Linked DNA regions of Homo sapiens: region 1 is linked to region 2. The links are chromatin contacts, found by Hi-C or POLR2A ChIA-PET in ENCODE. All regions are on one chromosome and are shown on one strand. The core of a region is the stretch at or near the end of the contact, and the rest is flanking DNA. Distances in the headings are between cores, read along the strand shown. Region 1 has its middle 290 kb from the start of SORL1-AS1. Region 2 has its middle 52 kb from the start of MIR125B1.

What was found. Hi-C counts contacts between places; a loop is a spot of excess contacts on that map. ChIA-PET counts read pairs that join two places held with the same protein, here RNA polymerase II (POLR2A). Pooled maps may share reads with other maps.
Region 1: a pooled map shows a loop between it and region 2 (2.1-fold over the local background). The contact joins two enhancer-like sites. A Hi-C loop is called at or near these places in 1 of 50 pooled maps. POLR2A ChIA-PET finds 5 or more read pairs at or near these places in 2 of 52 experiments (H1 and PC-9).

Annotation. Positions count from the first base shown.
Region 1 is chr11:121,739,877-121,745,134 of GRCh38, forward strand. No RefSeq gene overlaps it. Among named protein-coding and RNA genes, the nearest start is that of SORL1-AS1, 290 kb to the left of the region's middle. Within about 2 kb of position 2,300, at least 15 of the 41 ENCODE cell types and tissues checked have a DNase peak (open chromatin) inside an H3K27ac peak, as active enhancers do.
Region 2 is chr11:122,045,258-122,050,000 of GRCh38, forward strand. It overlaps a transcript of MIR100HG not described here. Among named protein-coding and RNA genes, the nearest start is that of MIR125B1, 52 kb to the right of the region's middle. Within about 2 kb of position 1,719, at least 5 of the 41 ENCODE cell types and tissues checked have a DNase peak (open chromatin) inside an H3K27ac peak, as active enhancers do.

The DNA of each region.
Region 1 (5,258 bases), core at 1,050-3,549, 300 kb before region 2:
CAGGTGTGGTAGCTCATGCCTGTAATCCCAGCACTTTTGGAGGCTGAGGCGAGCAAATCACGAGGTCAGGAGATCGAGACCATCCTGGCTAACACGGTGAAACCCTGTCTCTACTAAAAATACAAAAAAAATTAGCTGGGTGTGGTGGTGCGTGCCTGTAGTCCCAGCTACTCAGGAGGCTGAGACAGGAAAATTGCTTGAACACAGAAGGCGGAGGTTGCAGTGAGCCAAGGTTGCACCACTGCACTCCAGCCTGGGAGACAGAGTGACATTCCATCTCAAAAAAAAAAAAAAAAGGTGTGTTTGTTATTGTTTTTTGAAGCATTTTTCTCATTTCTTTTTAAAAACCTTTGTCATATAATTCTAAGTCTAGGCTTCCCATTGGCCTTTGCTGGCATGAGTGGGATGGGGTCACAGTAGGTTCTGTGCCTTTTGGTGGGAGTAGAGTGGTTATTATCTAAAAAAGCTTTCTATCTTCCTAGGCCACTCCTTTCTTGGTCCTTTGGATAGGGAGGCTATTTTTAATCTGTGCCCATTGGTATTTCTGGTTGCTGGCTGCTTCAGCTCTACATATGGGATATATGAAGAAAAAGAGAATGCAAGAAACTTGACATTGTGCTGTTTTGGGGAGCCCTGAGGTCCCCAGGTGGTCTACCATTTTCTCTCCATCTGTGTTTGTTTTACATATATTCTGTCCAGTGCTTTTAGTTATACTTAGCAGGAAGAATATGGAAAGTTATGCCCTCTTCATCTTCCTGGAAGCAGAATTATATCCATATATTACATTTATAATAAGAAAAACATACATATTTTAAGGAAACAAAACAAAATGACTTAAATTACAGCTAGAGTCATTTGAGTAAATCAAGACGTGCTTGTCTGATTCAATACAGAGATAATAAAATTGGTGGCCATGGTAGTGAGTAATGATTAAAAATAATAGCCACTTGTTATTGAGCACATGCTATGTGGTTTTTACATATTCTCCATTTGTATTATTCCTTACAGAAAACCTGGGAGGCCAGCATTGTTCACATTTAACAGTGAAGTAAACTGAGAAACAAACAGAAAATTTCCCAATATTATACTACTAATGAGTGAAACAGCAGGGGCTCAAATCCTAGCCTGTCTTAAACCAAAACCCATGCTATTAATCCCTGTGTTTCACTGCCTCTGTAGACTGTCTTTTAGAAGATGGAAGACTGGAGGTACTTAGGTGACATCCTGTGGAGAACAGGAAATGTTTGATGTGACAGCAGTCTCCATTATCTCTGGTTTTGTAGAAAGCACTTAGGGCCTCCTTGAAGGGAACTATTTTTTGCCTACATTACCAAAGGCATTTCTACGGAACTTTTCATTTTATATGATTCCTTAAAACAACCTTGAGATGTAGGTGGAAGCCAGACTCACTGTGAAACAGATGGGGAATCTGTAGCCCAGCAAGGTCAAGTGACTTGTCTAAGACCATATGGCATTTAGTGCTGGAAGGAGACCTGGAAAGCAGGAGCTGGTACGCTTTCCACCAGCTCCCAGGGCTGCGTTCAGCTTGGGCTGTGTACCGTCACTTGGTTCTTACCAAGCAGAGTTCTTTCTAGTTTAGACAGGGCCTGCTGCAGTTAAATCAGGGCCTCTCCTCCAGCAGCCTCCTGGCTTGCACCAATTTGCAGACTGTATCTGATGGAAACCTTATGTGGAACAAAAAAACAAACCTGAAAAGCCAGGCCCATCTCAGTATCTCCATCCGCTGGATAAACATCTCCAAGACAGACGCACAGAGAGGTCAGACTCCCTTTGCCAAGTTTTTAACCTAAAGTTTGGAAGCAGCTTGCATTTTCCATAGAGCAGTAAACTATTTTCATTCCTTTTACAATGAATGACTCCTTATGGGGTGATAATTTACTTTTAACCTCTTTCAGGACCTGATGATTTTGCCTTCTTGCCTGAAAAGAGTTGTGGGTTAAAAGAAAAGTCCCATTTCTTGAAGTTTTCTTCTTTCCTATCTTTCCTTTTCCCCCTTTTGAAAGCCTGCTATGTTTGTTTCAGAGCTTTGGGAGTCTTTGGAGCCTTGCCTCTTTATTTGGAGAGAACTTGGCTCCTTCGTGTTGCCCCCATTCCTCTGCTGAATCTAATCTGACTGTTCTATTTATAATTCTTGAACAAGATGAATCTAGTCTTTGTGTTTCTTTCTGAGCAACAGCGTCCCCTCCCTAGGACTTGAGCCAGTTAACCTCTGTAAGAATCTCTTTAATTTCTCTGCAAATTGCCAGAAAGCCGGCAGCTGAAACCCTATCAGGTCCTGGATCATATCAGACCTGCTTTAAACTGGCACCCTCCTCCATCCTCCAATCTCCTGGGAGCTGATTTAGGAACAGGGCCGTGCAGAGAAATTCCCAGCAGCACTTTGGTGACGCCAGCGCAGTCTGGGAAGTCTGACAGGGAGGGGCCCACTTTCTGGAGGACGGGGAGGCTCTGAGATAGAAACCGTGCCCACTTCGAAGCATGTGTTGGTTCCTCCCAGATCCCTCAAGGTTTATGTATACATTATGTGCTATTTATCCTTAAACCTAGACTCATCATATTATTTTTCCTGGAGACCATCTAGCCGAAACCTCCTGTTTTATAGAGAAAAAATATGGAAACTAAAAGAGTCATACAGCTAGTTTGTCTAAGAGTTAATACTGTAATATAGGTTTCCTACCTTATCCATACCTTCATGAGCTTGTGAAGGCATTATTTTGATTCCGTGGACATGAAACCACTCCAATTAAGTGCATTCTTTTTATATGTTCCCTTTCTTCTACTTCCTTTCTTTATTCCCTGTCTCCCATTCTCCATTGTTACCGAGTTCTCTCTCCTACACCCAGTACAGCTCTCTCTTTTTTGAGGGGTCTCACCAGCCTCACTGGGATGTTAACAACTAAGGTTTGAGAAAGAGATGAGTCTCAGCAGCCCAGGTCTAGAGTGGACAGATCAGTGAGTCCATGGAAACATCTAGAGCTATGAAGGAACTTTCTGAGGTCACACCGCAAGTTAGTGACCAGACCAGGATTAGAGCATGAGATTCTCTTTTTTTCTGTCTGCTGAGTTCTACTCTACTCAAAAGTTCTGCTGCCTCTGTGTGGTTCCCAATTCTGATCTGGGTCTGGCATGTCCATTTAGACAATCTTTTTTTGGTCAGGGTTCTCTCTGACCAACCTGACTTTTAACCTCACATTCATTTGTAATAGAAGAAAGTTAAATCATACCCTTAAATTCAACCACGTTTTAACCTCATTTGCCATGAGTGTCCCGTTAAGACTAAATAACAAAGGGCCAAAATATTTACTTTGAGCTCCATAACATAATTGGTCTTCTTTCCTGTCATGATAAGCTAAGGTGGCCTTACAAGTTTTCAAGGATCAGGAATCAGTGTGCCCCACTGAACACATATAAAAGTATATTTACCCTTTAATTTAAAGCTATTGAGACCCATTTGAATATAACACAAATGCTACTTTAAACCAAGCCCCAGCCAGCCACTAATCTGCTTTGGGTCTGTGGTTTTGCCTTTTCTAAAAGTGTCATATAAATGGTGGGATACAGTATGTTGTCTCTTGCGTCTGGTTTCTTTCATTTAGAATAGTGTTTTAGAGGCTCATCCAGGATATTAAATAAAACATTAGTTTCTTTTTATTGCTGAATGCTATTTCATTTTATGGCTGTACCATTATTTGTTTATCCACTCACCAGTTGACCATTTGGATTGTTTCCAGCTTTAAATTATTACAAATACTGTTGTTATGAACACTTGTGTACACATTTTTGGTTTGATATATATTTTGATGTTCCTTGGGTGGATATATAGAGTGAAATTGCTGAGTTGTATGTTAATTCCATGGTTAACTTTTTAAGAAACTGCCAAACATTTTTCAAAATGGTTGTACCATTTTTATCTCTACCAGGAGTGTATGTATTTTTAAAAGAATGACCACATAATTTGAATAGGCAATTCACTGAAATGGATACGAGTGGCTAATAAAAACATGAAAAGATGCCCAACATCATTAGTAGTCAATAAGAAAATGCAAATAAAATCCACAATGTGATAGCACAAAATACTCAGTAAAATTGCTATAATAAAAAAGATGAACAATACTAAGTGTTGGTGAGGATGAGAAATAACTGTTTCCCTAAGATATTTAGTCACTGATGTGTCTACTCAAGTCTTTAAGTTTTATCCTAGATTCCTGTGTCTACATAGCTTAATGGTCAGTCAATGGTTTGGGTAGAGACTGTGCTTGATTTGGGAAGGCTTTATTCTGTGATGATTGATCTGTGTGTGAGTTGGGAAACCATTTAGGCTTGCAAACAGTTCTGAAGTCTCCCTTGGCTTTTATCTCCAGACTGTCTTGGGTGTCCCTGGCACAAGTCTGTTTCCCAGTCTCAAAAGTATGTGTAAATAGAGTTTATTTTGGCCTTTCTATGGCTTTCTTGTTTCCAAGATCTCCCAATTAAATTTATGGCTGATCAACTATTGCAAATGAAGTTGCAATTTTAAATTAGCAAGCTACTGTGGGTTTTTTCTCCCCATTTATTGCTTATATAATTAACTATTTTTATCTGGAAAAGCCCTGGATTTTTGTTCCTCAAAACACCCCTCCAACCACTATGGTGGCTTGAGCTGGCTTCCTCTGGCAGCAAGACTTCTGGATTTTCAGCTTAGCCTAGCACCGGCAAAACCACAGTTCTCACCAACCAAACTGGGGCAAGGGATGAGGGCAGCTTCAAGCAAGAAGAGTAGAGACTCCTGCTGTTCTTATCCGAAGCTCTAGTCACGTCACAGGAATAAATGCTTCTCAACTAGTTGTCAATCTTTGATTGATTTCCAGAACCTTCACATGGTTGATTTTAACAATTTTGTCCAGTGTTATATTTATTTTTAATAAATAACTGACCCCCCCCCCCACATTTTTTTACAACCAAAAGTCCCTCCAGTTTTGTATTTTGGCATACAGAATACTTTAATTTTAATATAGGTAAATTAATTAATCTTTTCTTTTATGGTGCTATGGTTTGAATGTTTCTGTTCCCTCCAAAATTCATGTTAAAACTTAATCCCCAATGTAACATTATTGTGAGGTGTGGCCTTTGTGAGGAGACTGAGTCATGTGGGCTCCATCTTCATGAATAGGATTAGGTGCTTTTATAACAGGCCTTGACAAAGGAGTTTGCCCCTTTTGCCCTTCCGCTTTCTGCCACATGAGGACACAGTGTTCCTC
Region 2 (4,743 bases), core at 469-2,968:
CAATACTGGAAAAAGGTTTTGGGGCCAGCTTACATGCCTCTCTGACTTGTCTGCTTTGGAATTTCCCTGTAAGTCCCTAGATTTTAGTACATGAGTTATCTCCCAAAAACAAACTTCCTTGTCAAGAAAAGGAAGCTTAAACAGGCGTCAAACGCATTCATGACACTCAGCAGTTTGATGAATGGAGAGTAAATGAATCATAGGCTTATGAATTACATGACTTTCTATGTACTCACATGTCTCAACAGGAAGGGGTGACAAGTTGGAAGCTTCATTCTTGATTCTTGAAAACCAAACTTATCTGAACATGCCATCTGAGCCCGTTTAAGGTTAACATGTCCTTGTTTCTAATGCTGACTGCTACCTTTTGTGGCCTTTAATTACTAAAATCTTTACAAATTTCTAGGAAATTCACATTGGGGCTGATGGGGGTGAAAAATAAATGACTTCTGAACGTCCTTTCAAGTCAAACAATCTATTATTCTTTTTTTTTTACTTAGGTAAGCCATACTGATTCCATAGAACAAGTCTGCTAGATCATAGCCTTACTACATGCAAGGGGAAAGCTCATTACCTGTTGGTAAAAGAAAAAGAAATCAAGCAAAGAGTTCTTTTTCTTTTTCTATTTTTTTTCTTTTCTTTTCTTTTTTTTTTTTTTTTTTTTGAGATGGAGTTTCACTCTTGTTGCCCTGACTGGAGTGCAATGGCGTGATCTTGGCTCACTGCAACCTCTATCTCCCGGGTTCAAGTGATTCTCCTGCCTCAACCTCCCGAGTAGCTGGGATTACAGATGGCCACCACCACGCCCCACTAATTTTTTGTATTTTTAGTAAAGACAGGGTTTCACTATGTTGGCCTGGTTGGTCTCGAACTCCCGACCTCAGACAATCCACCCACCTCGGCCTCCCAAAATGCTGGGATTACAGGTGTGAACCACCACACCTGGCCAAAGAGTTATTTTTCTTTGGAGACCTGGACAATACTGATTCTCTTAGCATGCATTTATTGAAGAACTAATGTGCGCCAAGCACTCAAGCTACAGCCTTTCCTCTAAAGGAGCTCCCAGTGTGGTGGGAAAGGGCCACAAGGGAGCAGGTAATGTTAACACACTATGAGAAACTAAGACAGGAATATGCACAGTGTACTCTGGGAACACAGGGGAGGGGACTCTAACCCCAAGGAGGGGTGGAAGAAGGCTGGGAAGCACTCCTAGTGGCATTGATGCTCAGGTCAAAGATGGAAGGATAAGTAAGACAGGAAGAGAAGAAGGGTGGAGATGCTGGGAGTTTGGAGAGAGTTTAGTGTGAATGTCACTTGGGGTTTCAGTTTCCAGTTGGGAATTCGGTGGGCAAGCCAAGGCTGGCAAACCAGGCCGGGGCTGGCTCATGAAAGGCCTTGGATGCCAGGTTAAGAACAGCAGATTAGGTACTGGCTTTAGTTCACATTTGGTTTCTGCTGTTATTGCTGTATCTGAGCTTGAATGCTGTTAGCATCTGGTTTAGCCACATGTCCTCAAAGAGCGTGTTTTCCTTTCACCTGCGTGTTTCTCTTAAAAATAATTTATCCTACAGGAAATAGGAGGAGGAGAGGGAGTAGGTGGGGATTTACTACTTAGTCTTAAGCCCTGGTAGAAACATTTTGACTTTTTATTCCACAGTTCTCGTTCAACGTTGGTTCAGCCCTCTGCATTCCTGGGCCTCGGTTTCTCATCTGGCAATTGAGATCACTGTGCTCTGTCTCAGACGTGCTGTGCGTCATTTGGAGAAAAGTTGTTATTTGACTACAAATGCTCTCAAGTTCCTAATCAGATTGTATGAATAATTCACAGACAACATCATCCAGGGATAAATTATATTTGGAACTTTTATGTTGACCATTTCTCAAGCCAGACTGCTGTGATTCATAACAACCTTTGGTGACGTTTTCTAAGAGGTAAAGAAAAGTAAACACAAAGAGTTCTTTTTAAAGATGAGGAAAGAATTAAGGAATAAAACAGTATCGGGGAACTGGAGAGACAGACCAAAAATACAGTGGGGGATTTTATATGTTTAAGAGTCATTAATACAAACAAAAAAAAGTCCAAATTATAGATACAGAGCAAGACTTTTTTAACACCTCCCACCCCAGTCCCTGGTTACCATCATTTCTATTCTCTGCATCTATGATTTCAACTCTTCTAGGTTCCATATATAAATGAGCACATGTGGTGTTTGTCTTTCTGTGGCTGGATTATTTCACTTAGCATTATGCTCTCCAGGTTCATTCACATTGTTACAAATGACCGAATTTCCTTATTTTTAAAGGTTGAATAGTATTCCGTTGTGTATATGTACCGCATTTTCTTTATCCATTCATCCATTAATGGATACTTAAGTTGATGCCATAGCCTGGCTACAGTGAATAATGCTGCAATAAACATGTGAGTGTAGCTATCTCTTTGACTTACTGATTTCACTTCCTTTGGATATATATCCAAAAGCAAAAATGCTGGATCATAGGGTAGTTTTATGTTTAATTTTCTGAGGAATCTCCATATTGTTTTCCACAATGGCTGTACTAATTTGCATTCCCACCAAGAGGAAGGCTTTTATTTGGGATCTGATACCATTAAGTTTTATTTTGTTTTATTTTATTTTATTTTATTTTATTTTATTTTATTTTATTTTATTTTATTTTATTTTAATTTTTGAGACGGAGTCTCGCTCTGTCACCCAGGCTGGAGTGCAGTGGTGCAATCTCGGCTCACTGCAAGCTCCGCCTCCCGGGTTCACGCCATTCTCCTGCCTCAGCCTCCCGAGTAGCTGGGACTACAGGCGCCGCCACCATGCCAGGCTAATTTTTCGTATTTTTTAGTAGAGACGGGGTTTCACCGTGTTAGCCAGGATGGTCTCGATCTCTGGACCTTGTGATCTGCCCGCCTCGGCCTCCCAAAGTGCTGGGATTACAAGCGTGAGCCACTGCGCCCGGCCCCATTAAATTTTAAACATTAAGCTGTGACAGATTTAGTAACATGGACAAGGACCCGTAGCTTGTGCATGACTGAGCAGGGATTCGTAACTAAGTCTTTCTGGCTTCAGAGGTCTTCAAAATTCTGCCTTGGTGCCTCTACTCATTGCCTCAGTGATTGATTCTCAAATAAGGACACGGTTTGGGATAAGGGTACAAAGACTTTGCCATACATGGGATTTTGTAAACGGTATCTGGGAAGTGAAGTCAGTAATTCTGGGGAAATCACAACTTTCCCAGGCCTTTCCACGGGGCATGAAAGCCACTACTTTAGTAAGATGTCCTGAGCATTGGTCTCCTGGTAAATCCATCTCAGCCCTGCAGTCACTTCCCATGGGCCCTAAGTACTGCAGGAAAAATCTGACTCATAGCAGCACTTCTTGTAACACATTCTGGCTTTGTGATTAAATTTTCCTTCTTTATTTTTTGAGTGTAGAAGCAGATAAAGAAGAGAAGAGATGAGTCTTATTCAGCTGATGTTTAAGAGAAGGTCCAATTATACCTCAAAAGAAGCACTTGCATAATAAAAAAGATTATTCCCATTTTACAGAAAACCTGAAGAAGTCATATCAAGGACTTGTTTAACTATTTAGTAAGAGCTGTTATCAGAGCAAAAACAAAAATAGAAGGGCTGTTTAGATGGTGAGGAAAATTGTGCACATACAAAAGCCTAAGGGTTCTTTTCTTCTCTTATTTATTTATTTATTTTATTTATTTTTTTTCGAGATGGGGTCTCGCTCTGTCACCCAGGCTGGAGTGCAGTGGCATGATCTTGGTTCACTGCAACTTCTGCCTCAGGGTTCAAGCAATTCTCCTGTCTCAGCCTCCTGAGTAGCTGGGATTACAGGTGCCTGCCAGCACGCTTGGCTAATTTTTGTATTTTTAGTAGCGATGGGGTTTCACGATGTTGGCCAGGCTTGTCTCAAACCCTTGACCTCAAGTAATCTGTCCACCTTGGCCTCCCAAAGTGCTGGGATTACAGACGTGAGCCACTCACCATGCCCGGCCTCTTCTCTTTTTTTAAAAAAAAATTTTGGACTGCGCACTGTGCCTCACGCCTGTAATCCCAGCACTTTGGAAGGCCGAGGCGGGCGGATCACGAGGTCAGGAGTTCAAGACCAGCCTGGCCAACATTGTGAAATCCCATCTCTATTAAAAATACAAAAATTAGCCGGGCGTGGTGCAGACGCGTGTAATCCCAGCTACTCGGGAGGCTGAGGCAGGAGAATCACTCGAACCTGGGATGCGAAAGTTGCAGTGAGCCGAGATCGCGCCATTGCACTCCAGTGTGGGGGACAAGAGCGAGACTTCTTCTCAAAAAAAACAAAAAGACAAAAAAACAAAAACAAAATTGTGGTAAAAGATGCATAGCATAAAATGTATCATCTTAACCATTTTTGAGTGTATGGTTCAGTAGCATTAAATACATTCCCATTGTTGTGCAACCATCACCACTATTCATCTCCAGAACTCTTTTCATTTTGCAAAACTGAAACTGAATCCCCATTAAACACTAACTCCTCATTCCTTCCATCCCCGGTCCCTGGAACCCACCTTTGTACCTTCTGTCTTTGTGAATTTGACCACAGTAAGTACCTCCTATACGTGGACTCATAGAGCATTTGTCTTTTTTGTAACTGGCTTATTTAACTTAGCATAATGTCTTCAAGATTCATGCATGTTGTAGCATATGTCAGAATTTCCTTCCTTTAAAAGGCTGAATGGTATTCCATTGTA